2 separate regions of the Homo sapiens genome follow, and region 2 is linked to region 1. A link is an interaction called in ENCODE POLR2A ChIA-PET data of the cell type or tissue named here. Cell type or tissue: IMR-90. All regions are shown on one strand. Links, peaks and the distances in the headings refer to the core of each region. The heading gives the core; the rest is flanking DNA.

Evidence for each region. ChIA-PET counts read pairs that join two places held together with the same protein. Peaks named below come from ENCODE experiments on the same cell type or tissue, not always from the same donor. Only the 100,000 strongest peaks of a DNase experiment are listed, where the experiment ranks them.
Region 2: POLR2A ChIA-PET joins it to region 1 with 6 read pairs; 3 of 35 experiments call an interaction of 5 or more read pairs at or near these places.

What each region holds. Positions count from the first base shown.
Region 1 is chr6:4,970,126-4,977,918 of GRCh38, reverse strand. No RefSeq gene overlaps it. Among named protein-coding and RNA genes, the nearest start is that of LYRM4-AS1, 30 kb to the left of the region's middle. RefSeq lists enhancers at 5,290-5,814, 5,815-6,341. In IMR-90, for the core only: no CTCF peak of the experiment used is centred there; a DNase peak (open chromatin) is centred at 3,708; H3K27ac peaks cover 681 bases.
Region 2 is chr6:4,906,873-4,914,665 of GRCh38, reverse strand. All of the region lies in intron 2 of CDYL (chromodomain Y like), which reads right to left. It overlaps LOC105374897 (a long non-coding RNA gene), which reads right to left. Exons shown (of 2, transcript XR_926412.3): 2 at 1-5,963. Among named protein-coding and RNA genes, the nearest start is that of LYRM4-AS1, 93 kb to the left of the region's middle. RefSeq lists a silencer at 7,507-7,556. In IMR-90, for the core only: no CTCF peak of the experiment used is centred there; no DNase peak of the experiment used is centred there.

The DNA of each region.
Region 1 (7,793 bases), core at 1,687-6,686:
AAATAAAGGGGATTCTGGGAATATGTATTCCTGGCAATAAATGACACAGAAAGAGTCGCTGTAGGAAAACACGACTCCCGCCAGACTGCACAAAGGGTGGAAAGAGGGAAGGAGAAAGGTGTGTGCTTGATTCTCCCTGAGAGTTGGAACAAGACAAAAATGCCCACTTTCACCACTTCTACTCAACATAGTACTGGAAGTCCTACCCAGGGCAATCAGACAAGAGAAATAAATAAAGGGCATCCAACTTGGAAAAGAGGAAGTCAAACTGTCACTGCTTCCTGATGATATGATCGTATACCTAGAACACCCTAAAGACTCTTCCAAAAAACTCCTAGATCTGATAAATGAATTCAGTAAAGTTTCACGATACAAAATTCATGTACACAAATCAGTAGCTCTGCTATACACCAACAATGACCAAGCTGAGACTCAATCAAGAACTCAATCCCTTTTACAACAGCTGCAAAAAATTAAAATAATAATAATAAAATACTTAGGAAAATACTTAACCAAGGAGGTGAAAGATCTCTACTAGGAAAACTACAAGGCACTACTGAAAGAAATCATAGATGACACAATCAAATGGAAACACATCCCATGCTCATGGATGGGTAGAATCAATATTGTGAAGATGACCATACTGCCCAAAGCAATTATAGATTCAATGCAATTCCCATCAAAATACTATCATCATTCTTCACAGAACTAGAAAAAACAATCCCACAATTCATATGGAACCAAAAAAAGTACACATAGCCAAAGCAACACCAAGCAAAAGGAAGAAAGCCAGAGGGATCACATTAGCTGACTTCAAATTATACTACAAGACTATAATCACCAAAACAGCATGGTACTGGAATAAAAATAGGCAGATAAACCAATGAAACAGAATAGAGAACACAGAAATAAAGCCAAATACTTACAGTCAACTGATCTTTGACAAAGCATACAAAAACATAAAGTGGAGAAAGGATACTCTATTCAATAAATGGTGCTGAGAAAACTGGCAAGCCACATGTAGAAGAATGAAACAGGATCCTCATCTCTCACCTTATACAAAAATCAACTCAAGATGGATCAAACACTTAAATCTAAGACCTGAAGACATAAAAATTCTAGAAGATCATATTGGAAAGGCTCTTCTAGACATTGGATTAAGAAAAGAATTCATGACTAAAAACCCAAAAACAAATGCAACAAAAACAAAAATAAATAAATGGGACCTAATTAAACTAAAAGGCTTCTGCACAGCAAAAGAAGTAATCAGCACAGTAAACAGACAACCCACACAGAGTGGGGAGAAAATATTCTCAAATGATGTATCTGTCAAAGGATAAATATCCAGAATCTACAAGGAACTCAAACAAATCAGCAAAAGAAAAACAAATAATCCCATCAAAAAGTGGGCAAAGGACGTGAAGAGACAATTCTCAAAAGAAGATATACAAATAGCCAACGAACATATGAAAAAATGCTCAACATTGGCGGGCGCCTGTAGTCCCAGCTACTCGGGAGGCTGAGGCAGGAGAATGGCGTGAACCCAGGAGGCGGAGCTTGCAGCGAGCCGAGATCTTGCCACTGCACTCTAGCCTGGGCGACAGAGCGAGACTCCGTCTCAAAAAATAAATAAATAAATAAATAAAAGAAAAAAGAAAAAATGCTCAACATCACTAATTATCAGGGAAATGCAAATTAAAACCACAATGAGATACCACCTTACTCTGCAAGAATGGCCATAATTAAAAAATTCAAAAACAATAGATGTTGGCATGGATGTGGTGAAAAGGGAACACTTTTACGCTGCTGGTGAAACTGTAAACTAGTACAACCACTGTGGAAAACAGTGTGGAGAGTCCTTAAAGAAGTAAAAGTAGAACTACCATTCAATCCAGCAATCCCATTCCTGGGTGTCTACCCAAAGGAAAAGAAGTCATTATACAAAAAAGACACTTGCACACACATGTTTATAGCAGCACAATTCACAACTGCAAAAACACAGAACCAACCTAAATGCCCATCAGCCAATGAATGAATAAAGAAAATGTGGTATATTTACAACGTGGAATACTACTCAAATGTAAAACTAAATGAAATAATGGCCTTTGCAGCAACTTGGATGGAACCGGAGGTTATTATTCTAAGTGAACTAACTCAGGAATGGAAAGCCAAATATCATATGTTCTCACTTACAAGTGGGAACTAAATCATGTGGACGAAAAGGCCTAAGAATGATGTAATGGACTCCAGGGGGAGTCCAGGGAGGAAGGGTGGGAGGGGGATGAGGAATAAAAGACCACATATTGTGTTCAGTGCACACTGCTTGGGTGATGGGTTCACCAAAATCTCAGAAATCACCACTAAAGAACTTATCCATGTAACTGAAAACCACTGGTTCCCCAAAAAACTATTGAAATAAAATAAAACTTTTATTTTTATTTTTAGAAAAAGAAAGGTGCGTGCTAGGAGGAAGGCGCCAGATTAAAGGCGTGTGAAGGGGCTGGCAGGCTGGGCTCGGAGGGGGAATGGGGCCTCCAGCTCTCAGCAGGGCAACAGTGGAACCACCTGGATGGCGGGACAGAGAGGAGCTCACAGCTCGTCCTGGACCCCATCCCCAGAAGAAAATGTCCCACCTGCTCCTTCCAAGACCACCTGGATGGCGGGACAGAGAGGAGCTCACAGCTCGTCCCGGACCCCATCCCCAAAACAAAATGTCCCACCTGCTCCTTCCAAGATGCAGGGGGGCTTTGTGCACAGGGCTTTGTGGGCTCTGTAGGAGTAAAGGTACCGAGTTTTTGCACCTCCCTGGAAATTCTCTGATAACTGCCACTGTATGCCCTGGTGTCAGCCGTCACCAGCCAGGATGAAGACTCGTGCCCCAGGCCAGGTCCCAAACAAGCTTGTGGCTAAAGGAATTTCACATATCTTTAGTCTCTCTCTCTCTGTCTAAAGTAAAGGGAAGAAGAGAGGCCCTTTGAAATATCTAGAAATATCTGAGCTAAATGTATGGGTAAAAATTCCTTTCACAAAATGCTATTTTTCAAAAGGAAGCAGGGTGTCTATTTTCACCAAGATGGATATTTCACAGCACTTTGGGATGTTCATAAACACTTTCTTGCCTTCATTTAGCCCAGGAAGCTGAAAAAGAGACAGAACTGAATGAATTTGCCTTGCTTATTCTTCCCTGAAAGATGGCAGACAGCAAGTTGCTGCTTGGCATAAACCCAAGACCTGCGTGATTAAATAATATATAACCATGGGGAGCCAGCAGGCACATGAATTGGTTTTCTAACAAGTGCACTTTCGGCCAAGAGGGTTAGCTGAGGTGCCTGCTCCCTGTCTCAGCCAGACCAGCAGCCTCGGGGCTTCCAAATACAGCCACTGTCTGCCCCAGGCGTATTCAAGATGGAAAAAAAAATGCACATTTAAAGGAGTCCAAATCTTATGTAAAAACAAGTCCACAGGTCCAGCTGGAATGGTCCTTCCAAAGAGGGAAAACACCAATTTAAATATTTGATTTGTATCCAAATCCATTTCATCAAAGACCTGGCACCCAGAACAGTCTGCCGACCCATCTGAGAAAGAATACAGACATTTCTGGTGTCCCTGAAAAGTAGCCTCAGCTCCCCAGGCCACCGGAGCCAAGAGCCAGAACCGGCTCTGAGTTTGGGGCATCAGATTACCCAGCCCCAGGATTACACACAGGCAAGTCCGGCTGAAACCGGAGCTGCCCCAACGCTTGCTTTATGCTGGCTTTGGGGCTTGAGCTTCCTCAGTCACAGCCAAACAGGGCCTGAGGCTGGGAGCTGGTGGGCTGGGAGCTGGGGCCTCCTGGAGAGCTGGGTCCAGCCCCTCGGTTCCAGCTTCCCTGTGCTTTCTGCCACTCTCCCTGGATCCTTCAGCGGCAGATTTTCGAGTGGTCCGGCCAAAGCCCAAGACAGTCACTGAATAATCGGCTGCAGTTTGCAAAGCCATTCCGTTTTGCAACTGCTGTTTTCATTCAGAATTTTCTGGAATTCCAATCCTCCCCCACCACCCTCCATGGTAGGTTTGTTTTTTTTTTTAAGTCTTCACACTTGGAAGGCACTTGGGCCTCTGAGGTGAGGACATGGGAAGGACTCGGATCTGCCTCCCCACTTTGGAAGGACACCCAAGACACAAAGGGACCGAAGGGAGGGCAAGATGGAGCATCCCAGCTGCTTCTGGGAAAAGACCAGGCCATAGAAATGGGAGAGCAGGGAGCACCCCACATCACAGCACTGCTCGACACTCGGCTATCCACCTCGAAAGCAAGATGCCGATCATCAAAAAGCAGAGCACGAGAAACAACCAAGTCATCAGACAGACAAATCTCCCTCCCTACCACGCCTGGCGCACAGTGGGTGCCCAGTCAATGTCAGTTCAGTCGAACTGTTTGTTGACAAGATCGCCTCACTGAGTACCAACTTCCTAACTCTCTTTTCGCCCGTTGGAAAGGTCAAGTTATTTGTACTTCATGGACTGTTCCGAGCAACTCTTCTGACACTTTTTAAAAAACAGCTTTGCTGATCAAGACCATTAGGGATATTTTGTCTCAAATATTCAAAAAATGCATGTCAAGGGGGAAAACTAACTCCATAGAAATCTTTCTTTAAAACAATTTATTTACCCATTATTTATTTATTTGAGACAGAGTCTCGCTCTGTCACCCAGGCTGGAGTGCAGTGGTGTGATCTCAGCTCTCTGCAACCTCCACCTCCCGGGTTCAAGCAATTCTCCTGCCTCAGCCTCCGAGTAGCTGGGATTATAGGTGTGCATCACCACATCCAGCTAACTTTTTGTATTTTTAGTAGAGACGGGGTTTCACTGTGTTGGCCAGGCTGGTCTTGAACTCCTGACCTCAAGTGATCCACCCACCTCGGCCTCCCAGAGTGCTGGGATTACAGGCATGAGCCACCACACCTGGCCTAACAATTTATTTATTTAAATTGTGGTAAAATACAGCGGAAAATGTACCATCTTAACTATATTTATTTTTATTTTTTTGAGAAAGTCTTCCTCTGTTGGCCCAGCTGAAGTGCAGTGGCACTATCTCAGCTCAAGCAATCCTTCCACCTCCGTTTCCTGAGTAGCTGGGACTACAGGTGCACGCCACCATGCCCAAAAATGTTTTGTGTTTTTAGTAGATACGGGGTTTCAGCATGTTGCCCAGGCTGGCTTGAACTCCTGGGCTCAAGCAATCCACCCACCTTGGCCTCCCACCGTGTACCATCTTAACCATTTTTCAGTGTGCATTTCAACAGTGTTAAGTGCCTTCACACTGCTGTGCAGCCGTCGCCACTATCCATCTCCAGGTCCTTTCCATCGTCCCAAACTGAAATTCTGTCCCATTAAACACTCACTTCTCACTCCTCCTCTCCCCGTCCCCTGGCAACCCCCGTTTGTCTCTGTGAAATTCACTACTCTAGGAACCTCACGTAAGTGCAAAAAATTGTTTTTTTAATTTAGAAAATATCTTGTGGCTAACGAGAGAATTATCAGCTGAATCCACAGATTTGACATTTCTGTTCCATGAAGCCACAGTGACACAAGCTCTGGTGTTCCAGGGTGAACAGTTCTTCCCTTGGTCACTATTCCTGAGGGAGTGACAGTCAGGATGCATCAGGGTTTGACACAGTCTCTGGGCAGGCTCCATGCTCTCCTGGAGATTTAACTCAGTGTGCTTGATGTGGGCCAACCTGGACCCCAGGTGGACACGCATGCTCGGCCAGTGGCTCTGTGACCCTACCTTTCATCCCTTCCCTCCCTCATTCCACGCTTCCCTCAGCCTGTGCCCTGCTCAAGTCCCTCCTGAGCCTGGAGACTCCTTCTCCATCCAGCTCCTGCCCACGGTCAGCTCCTGGGCTGCCCCATGTCCCCCCCACTCCCTCCAGGCCTGCAGCTGGCTCCTTTCACTCCCTCCAGGCCTGCAGCCGGCTCCTTTCACTCCCTCCAGGCCTGCAGCCGGCTCCTTTCCTCTTCTCTCCCCTTGTTTGTATCGAGCCCATCAATGACTTCCCAATGCCAAGTCCAGCAGGCCTGTTATAGGCTGAATTATGTCCCCCCAAAATTCACTGTTGAAGTCCTAACCTCTAGCGTCTCAGAATGTGACTGTATTTGGAGATAGGCTCCTTACAGAGGTGATTAAGTTAGGGTGAGGCTATCAGAGTGGCCCCTAATCCAGTAGAATTGGTGTCCTCATAAGAAGAGGAAATTTGGACATAGACAACACACAGGAGATTGAGACCATCCTGGCCAACATGGCGAAACCCCATCTCTACTAAAAATACAAAAATTAGCTGGGTGTGCTGGCGCGTGCCTGTAATCCCAGCTACTCAGGAGGCTGAGGCATGAGAATCACTTGAACCCGGGAGGTGGAGGTTTCAGTGTGCCTAGATTGCACCACTGCATTCCAGCCTGAGTGACAGAGTGAGACTCTGTCTCAAAATATATATATATACATATATATATATAGGGAGAGAGAGAGAGACAGAGAGAGAAGTGTAATATATATACAGAAAAACTACCAACCCTGAGTACACCTTGATGAATTGTCACAAAGTAGGCACACCTGGGACACCAGACCCGAATCAAGAAAGAGAATATTACCAGAGCCTCCCTCCCTACAAGCACCATTCCCCGAAGCACATCCCGAGTGAGTGTGTGAGGACACAGCAGGAAGGTGGCCATCTGTGAGCCAACAGAGAGGCTTCGGGAGGAACCAGCCCTGCCCACCCTTTGATCTTGGACTCCCAGCCTCCAGAACTGTGAGAGAAAATGTCTGTTGTTGAAGCCCCCGGTCTGTGATACTTTGTTATGGCAGCACACAAACAAACAAATACCAGGCTCCTTCTGGTCCTTGTCCTCCTTGTCCTCCCCTTTCCCTCTGCTTGCCCCCTGGGTGCTGCTGCTCTGAGATGACCCCTCCTCGCTGTGCCTGGCATTCCTCTCTCACAGTCCTGGCATCACTCACACACCCTTCCCGAGCCTCAGCTGGGTGTGCCAACTGCTTGCCAGACATTCGCTTAAGACAGCTCCACAGGCCAAGTCGAATCCAAGATCTTGGAGAGGCCAAGATCTCCAAGTCAGCCAGGTCAAAACAGAATGAGTGGCCCTCTTCTGCCATACCCAATTTCTTCTTGTTTCCAGTGTCACTGGCTCCTCTTTCCTTCAACCGTAACCAATCAAACACCGCGTCCTGATGATTTTACTTCAAAGGCATTTAACAAAATCCCTTCAGTGATTCCCTGTCACAGGACGAGATTGCAGCTCATCAATCTGGTAGACAAGGCCCCCCTCCAGTGCCCCACCACTCCGTGCCCCACAGCCCGGCTCCTGGAGGGCTACGCTGTCTCAAGGCTCTGGGACGTTCTTGGACTGTGCCTGGTCTGCAACACATTCTCGTTTTTCTTTTTCTTTTTCTTTTTTTTTTTACCATATCCTCTCTCAAACTGTTTATCCTCTAAGACTCAGCTTGGGCATGACCTCCTCCAAGAAGGCACCCCTGAATTCCCGGGCTGTGTTGAGTGCCCCTTCTTGATAGTTCCAACACATCTAGGGTGCCCTCATCATCATCATCATCATCACCAGGGTCTTGCCATCATCAGTACAGTTTATACAGCAAAATCATGTACTGAGCAATGGTCGTGTTGGGCACGTGTTTAATCTCATTTGACCCTTAAAACAACCCTGTGGAGGAGGTACTACCTTATCCTCAGTTCACAGATGAGGATACTGAGGCGCAGAGAAGTTAAGCCACTTGTCCAGGGTCATAG
Region 2 (7,793 bases), core at 1,771-6,770, 63 kb after region 1:
AAGAATAGGCCCGTGCACAGCTAAAACGCTGGTTACAGCTGGATAAACTATCAATTACAACTGTTCTTGAACTTGCAGGATGGCTGAGGTTGCAAGGCAGCCACACAGCCTGCAATCTGAGGAAAGATGAGCCGCTGCAAGGAAAGCTGGGGCCATGTGGACTGTCTCAACTGCGGCAGAACACAAGAGACAGATAATAGTAAGAAACTCAGCTGAGCTTCTAAAGACCTGCAAGAGGCTGCGTGTGGACTGGCACGACAGCGTAGCAGTTCGCTAATGAGAAAGTGTGGAGGTGAAGCAGGCTTTCAGGCACAGAGGAGAGGACGTGCCACCCCCATGAGAAAAGCACGGAGCCGTACTCTCCTGCCCTGCCCTCTCTCTGGCCTCTGGGGGAAGGGCAGCAAACCCTGTTGATCTACTAGTGCCAAAGGAAGGAGAGTGTGGAAAAAAAAAAAAAAAAGAACTCTTTCACTCCTTGAGCAGAAGAAAAAAATCATGAAACACTTCACCCCCACAGGTGAGACACACAGGGCCTAAGACCAGAACAACCAAAGATTACCCTGTTCCCACCCTCCACTGCAGCCCCTATCCCAGCCTAGCAAGAACCAAGTAAAAATCAACAATAGTCCACTCCTAGGAGAGGAGAAACCATAGAGAGAGCAGTCAGTCCTCTATGACTCAGGCATACATGGTAATAAATTATGTTTCCCAAGGTGAGAAGGTTAGGAGGAGACAGGTAAGAACTTGGGTGGCCAACAGGCTAGACCCGGGCTCCGCCAACAAGGGCTCCTGGCCAAATCTGGGCTGCTTCCTGTTTTTGTGAATAAAGTTTTGTAAGCCACGTTCATTTGTTTACCTGTTGTCTTTGGCTGCTTTCAGGCTACAATAGTGGAGTTAAGTAGTAGTAGAGACCGTCTGGCCTCAAAGTGTAAAATATCTACTAAATGGCTCTTTAAAGGAAAAGCGTGCTGATCCCTAGACTAGACGGTCCTCTTTTGTCCAGTATAACCCTCCTAGTAAGGAAGTATAGAGAGTTCCCTGGAAGGCCGGAAGAAGGTGGAAGTATTTTAAAGCCAAGGGCTGTTGTTTTTAAATCTAAAATTGTTTGCCAGTCATGCAACCAGGCTTTCTGTTATCTGCTTAAAGATGGAAGTATCAACTTTTCCCCAATCCTATAATCACTTTTCAAACAGTTTTAAAACACTACGAGCCACCATTCTCTATGATTTTAGCTTTGGTGATTCTATTGCCACTGCCACACACTTTTTGCTTTTTAACAGAGGCCCTAAATGTATCAGGGCCTCATGCTGTGGAGAGGAGAGAAGCTCAGATTAGCAAATTACCGATGTAATGCTTTAAAAGATGGCACTTAAAACCACCCCTGAAATAAAAAAATTTTAATTAAATAATAAGGAAGAGTGTTAATAAAATTACCCTCATTCAAGAGATTTTCGTTCCTTGGCTCGAATTTCGAGCACTGGGAAGAAAATTCTGAAGACACAATAAGGTCTCTGCCAAGTTAGCTTTGATCCCAGGGAAACAAACTTTTAAGAGTTTAGTAATGCTGGTCTACATCTGCAAGCCACCAGCATTAACAGCCTGGCCTGGACTCTGAGAAAGGCTCTGATGACTTCTGCTAGTCCACCTCACCGGCAAGTCACTCTCCTCAGAGCAGTCAGCAGCTGCTATGGTTTGAACATTTATCCCTTCCAAGACACATCCTGAAATGTAACCCCCAGTGTGGCAGTATTGAGACGAGGGGCCTTTAAGAGGCAATTGGGTCATGGGGGCTCTGCCCTCATGAATGGGTTATCACGGGAGTGCGACTGGTGGCTTCATAAGAAGAGGGGGAGAGTGAGCTGAGCTGGCACATAAGCAGGCTCTGCCCCCTCGCCATGTGATGCCTGGGAACTCAGCAGAGTCCTCACCAGCAAAGAGGCTCCACCAGAGGGGGCCCCTTGATCCTGGACTCCTCAGCATCTATCACTTCAAGAAAGAAAAATTCCTTTTCTTTGTAAATTACGTAGTTTCAGATATTCTCTCACAAATATCTGAAAATGGACTGAGAAGACAATCAAATGTCAAATGTCAATCAGCACACATCATGTTTCCACTTCAATCCCTTCACCATCTGAAAAAAACCCAAACTTCTTACCCTGGCTACAAAGCCCTACGGCGTTCCGCCCCTGCCAGTCAGCAACTGTAAGTGCGCCTTGCTACCTGCTTTTGATGAACAGGGTGCTACTCCTCTCCCAAGGAGCCACTGCAGGGAACAGTGACCCTCCAGGCCACGTGCAGATGATGATGAGCTGGGGTTGTCTACACAAATGAGAAGCGGCCGTGTTATCCTATTACTCCCAGGAAGAATGGGTCAAATCAGATTCACCAAAACCAACGTCAACATTTTTCCTAATGGTCAGGAAAAAAAAAAATTCCCAACTTGGAAACAGGTGAAAGGACCACGTATCTTTTCAACATCATGCTGGGGCACTGGGAGCCACTCCCACCAGGGATCATCTCGTTCTTTATGGCCATGTACCTTCATTTGACTGTTTAGCGCTGTTTAGAGTATTTTACAGCTCCATATGGATGTCAATTTTAGAAAACTGAGAGTGATATAAATCAATGGCATTGCTTAGAGATTGAAATGACACCTGCTCAGGAGAAAAGACAACAGCAAAGGTTAGTATGGCTGCCCTGCAGGCCGTTAACCGGTTTTGTCTCTTTCTCTGAAACTATCCCAGCGTTGTTTCAGTGCCTACACATGGTCTCCTGCATTTTCTTTGACTCAACTTTACTATCTTTTTGATTCCTTCGCTGAGTTAAATGAATACTTGACATGAATGGATTCTGTATTTGTAAGTCATGTTTTTACTTACTGGAAGGTGAAATTTGAAAGTGGATGTCCTGTAACCCCTAAAGGTTTAAAACTAACCTAGGAAGTTATTTAAAGTTAAATAATTTTGAAAATTATAGATTCTTTTCTAATATTTTATTTAAAGCTAAGGGGCGGGGGTTAGAAACACCATGCTCTATGACATGAACTCTGAGGCTTTTAGCTATCCCTAGAACCAATACCAAAAGTGGTTTGTGCCTCTGGCTACAAACCAAGGACCCCCTTTAGCAAACAGTACCATGAATACTGTATCAATTGTGAAGAAAGTGGTGCGGACACATTTTGTTCACTAAACCAGGAAAAACTTTCCTAATGACCTAGGGCAAAACTGTTTTTCAAGTCTCATTACCGTGCACAGTTATACTTCTACGGAGCAACTACTGTGCGCATGTATGTGTGAGAGCACTGTGGATCTGACTCATCAGCACACTCTTATCACATGCCACCAGACAGCTGAAAGCCAAATCTGCAGCCCACCTGCAGTCACCAATGCCACGGCATGCATACCCTGGACTGGACTAACCATAACCCTGGCTTTAATATGTTTTCATTTCAGTTTGTCATGACATCTTCGCTTGGATTTAAAAACAGAACACTATATCCCTGTATTTCCAAACTGTCAACTGCCTTAAAAATCCTTTTTCGGCTGGGCGCAGTGGCTCACGCCTGTAATCCCAGCACTTTGGGAGGCCAAGGCGGGTGGATCACGAGGTCAAGAGATCGAGACCACGGTGAAACCCCGTCTCTACTAAAAAATACAAAAAAAAGATTAGCCGGGCGTGGTGGCAGGCGCCTGTAGTCCCAGCTACTCGGGAGGCTGAGGCAGGAGAATGGCGTGAACCTGGGAGGTGGAGCTTGCAGTGAGCCGAGGTCGTGCCACTGCACTCCAGCCTGGGCGACAGAGAGAGACTCCGTCTTGGGGAAAAAAAAAAAAAAATCCTTTCTCAGGTAAGGTCTAGAGGTGTATAAACCATCAGAAACACTCCACTACCCACTTCATGCCTTCTATCCAAACCATCGCTTCCAACACTGCTGCTTTATAAAAACCCGACTAATCCTTCCAGGCCCACGGAGACACCTTTTCCCTCTTCATAGTTTCTGCAGACCTCAACCAGACATGCTCGCTCCTTGAGCCTTTGAACACAGTCTCTTAAGTTGCTCAGCTGAGAGCACTTACCTGTTGCCTTATGTTATAACCTTTTGTGCAACTGGCTTCTCCCCAGCCCAGCAAGCACTGGCTTTCAGAGGACAAATCAGTCACATGGTCCCATGGGGGTCACCCAGTGAACCTCATGACATGGCACATAGTATGCAGTGTGCTTAATAAATTGGACAGAAGGAAAAGAGCAGAAAGTATGAAGGGAGTTAAAGGCAGAGTACTCATTCATTTATGTGTGCCTCTTCTGGCCATAAAACCACAGACAAGAACTTAATCTGGCAACAAGACAAAGACACAAAAATCAGAGTCACTGTTTAACAAACCTGAGCAAGTGAGCACTGCCTGGTGTTGTTCCAGGTGCTAATGCCGTGAGACTGAGTAAATAAACATATGTGCTGCCTAACTTCCCGCAGCTTAGCTTAGGTAAAGAAACCAACACATTAAGCATGCAACTAGAACTGTGGCTGAGCGCTATGTTTTAGATGGAGGGGGAAAATCGGGGAGTCTTCTCCCAGGAAGTGCCGTCTGTGCTGAGGCCAGAAGGATAAGAGGTCAACCAGATTAAAAAAAAAAAAGGTATGTGTGTATATGTATATATATGAATACATGTGCAAAACAGGAGGAAAGAAATTGGCCAATTCCAGAAAGTGGAGGGAGCCTAGCATATTGGAAGCCCAGTAAGCAATGAAAGGCCAGCCCCAAAGGGTCCTGTAGGCCACAGTAAGAAGTATGAAATTTGGCCAGGTGCGGTGGCTCATGCCTGTAATCCCAGCACTTTGGGAGGCCGAGAAGGCAGATCACAAGATCAGGAGATCGAGATCATCCTGGCTAACACGGTGAAACCCCATCTCTACTAAAAATAAAAAAAAAAAAATAGCCAGGCGTGGTGGTGGGAGCCTGTAGTCCCAGCTAAATCGGGAGGCTGAGGCAGGAGAATGGCATGAAGACGGGAGGCGGAGCTTGTAGCAAGCTGAGATGGTGCTACTGCACTCCAGCTTGGGCAACAGAGGGAGACTCCGTCTCAAAAACAAACAAAAAAAAGTATGAATTTTATCTCAAGTACACCAGAAAGCGAAGACACACCCTTAAGCAGGGCAGTAATATATGACTTACATCTATAAAAAATCCTCCTGGTGTGTGAGAAATGGATTGGAAAAAGGCAATAAAGACTGATGTCAATTGCTTGGACAAGGTGGTGGCAATGGTGAGCAGCAGAGCTGATAATAAGGATGCAGGAAAGGGGAGGGCATGGCTTTCGGCTGGAGCTACTGAATAGCTGGAGGTAGCACTTACGGACGCCGGAAAGCCTGGACACAGCAGCCCTTCCCTGATTCCTCACATGGAGGGAGTCAGTAATTACCCTAGTGTTTACAATAAGTTTAATACAGGGCTTAGTAATGACATGATAAATGTATCTTCTCTCCAACACACTTGCTTCTCCTTTCTTTCTGGATGAGTTCCTTTAAAAGACTGCCCTCATTCTCACAGAGCAACAAAACCAAAGGCGTCAGGTGAAATACAGAGAACACCATCTTATGACCTGGGGCCCCCCAAGGCACGGTGTGTCTATGACTGTGACCACTTGCTCATGCATATTTTGTACACTCCTGTACACGAACATGGAAACTTTTAAATCCCACGTCTAGTCTAAGCATAGAACCTTTTGTGGCTTAACCAGGTAAGCAGAACGCAGCGAAGAACGGAGCCTCTCAACAGACAGGCAGAATGTGACCATGCACAGGAGAGGTGACCTCCAGTGAGGAAGTGCCACGGTATGGATGAAGGGGCACAGCATTTCCACCTGGGGATGTGAGAAGCTGCAGGGCAGAGGATGCATAGCAGGTCAGGAGGTCAAAGGACTGCCTGTGGGCTACTGGTTCTCCTGGATCAGAATTTAAAGTTCCATTTCTGCAGGATGGAGGGGAGAAAATGGGGAAAGAGAGACGTAAGCTCAGAGGTGACGTATGATCTTGTAAGTACTATTTAAAAGTAGAAGCATTTATGCTTAAAAAACAGACCCTGGAAGCTTGGAGAGCCAAGGATATAGGTTGCCTGTGGGGGGCAGGAGGAGAGGGTTCTGAGGAGGTATTTTCAATAAGTAGCTAGCTTAATCTGCAAAGCTAAAGGCTGAGCAAACTACAGTGAAATTAGATACTTCCTTAAGCAAATTTCTAAAACAAACCTCCAGCTTCAGCCCAGATCAGTGTTTCTCAAACTAGGGCCCAAGGACATACCACCTATCCATCTATGAAACACCAATGCCTAAATCCTGTGCTCGCACCCTCTGATCATCTACACGGCCTGGATGGCCTGCCCGGTTCCGGACCCTTTCCCATCAGGTTAACCAGGTGCTGCCAAGGATCACCCATAGCTATGGTTCTGAATGGCTCCCAGGACAATCACTGAGGGACCACACCCATCTCTGCAAGGGAATGCCTGGGTACTTACAAAGCTGCCAGGAGAAACAAGAACTTGTCATGCAGTGTTCCTCTAACTAGGGTGCTAGAATTTTCCATGTGTTTGGCATTTCAGGGGTCCACACCAAGTACATTGAGGAATGACAGCCCATGAGCCCCCTGACAGCAAGGAGGGGCTTTTATGTGTCTCTTTCCTTATGGGCACCAAGTGGGGTGGTAGAGAACACGGAGCTCAAGGGGGGCCAAACTGTGGAACTGATGGTTCTGTCTAACAGAGACGTTTAGGACATGCTGAAGAGCAAAGGATCAAGGGAGAGCATCTAACTGAACACACCATGTTCTAGAGGAGGGCAAAAGCTACTCAAAATCCAAGACAGGAAGCTGACCTCACCATAACAGCAACCTAAAAGCCACAATGTGCTAAGTTTTATAAATACAGTAACAAAAACTATATAGTAATTTTGAAATCCGGTTTTGCGATCAGTTTTGAGCATCCGAGAATACTTAAAAACCGTATTAGAGGCTGGACATGGTGGCTCATGCCTATTACAGGCACTTTGGGAGGCTGATGCTGGAAGATTGCTTGAGCTCAGGAGTTCAAGACTAGCCTGGGCAAAACCCCATCTTTTGTAGAGATGGTGAAACCCCATCCCTACAAAAAATACAAAAATTAGTGAGGCGTGGTGGTGCACGCCTGCAGTCCCGGCTACTTGGAAAGCTGAGGTGGATCACCTGAGCCTGGGAGGGGGAGACGGCAGTGAGCTGAGATGGCACCAGCCACTGTACTCCAGCCTGGATGAGACGGAGCCGGACCCTGTCTCAGAAAAAAAGAAAACACACAAAAACCCACAAAAAAGCTGTATTAGAGCAAAACTCTGACAGTCAGCTTTTCTTCCAATCCTTCCATAACTCATGGAAATGCAGGCTAAAACTGCAGCAGGGTGGTCTGTTTTCCCCCCATCTCCCCTTTCTGTAGGAGGACAACCTGGTAACCCACTGGCCCTACAGTGATCCAGCTCTTGGGGTGCACCCCTGACTCACTTGAGCTCAGAGTAGCAGCAGTTTCTAATGTTACACAGTAATGTGCAACTCTGAAGATTGTGGCGAGGTGCCACCCCAGGCTGTCACAGCGTTACACAGACTCTATAATCAAGAAAACCCAGTGTGGAACTGCTTATTACATGCACATGAGAAAACCCCTTGTGAAAACTGGGAAATGCACACATTAGACTGCACAATATACATTCCTAAATGGCAAATTTCTGTAAACAGTGATTAATAGAACACAATACATTTAGTTTAGACCACTCACTGAGAACAT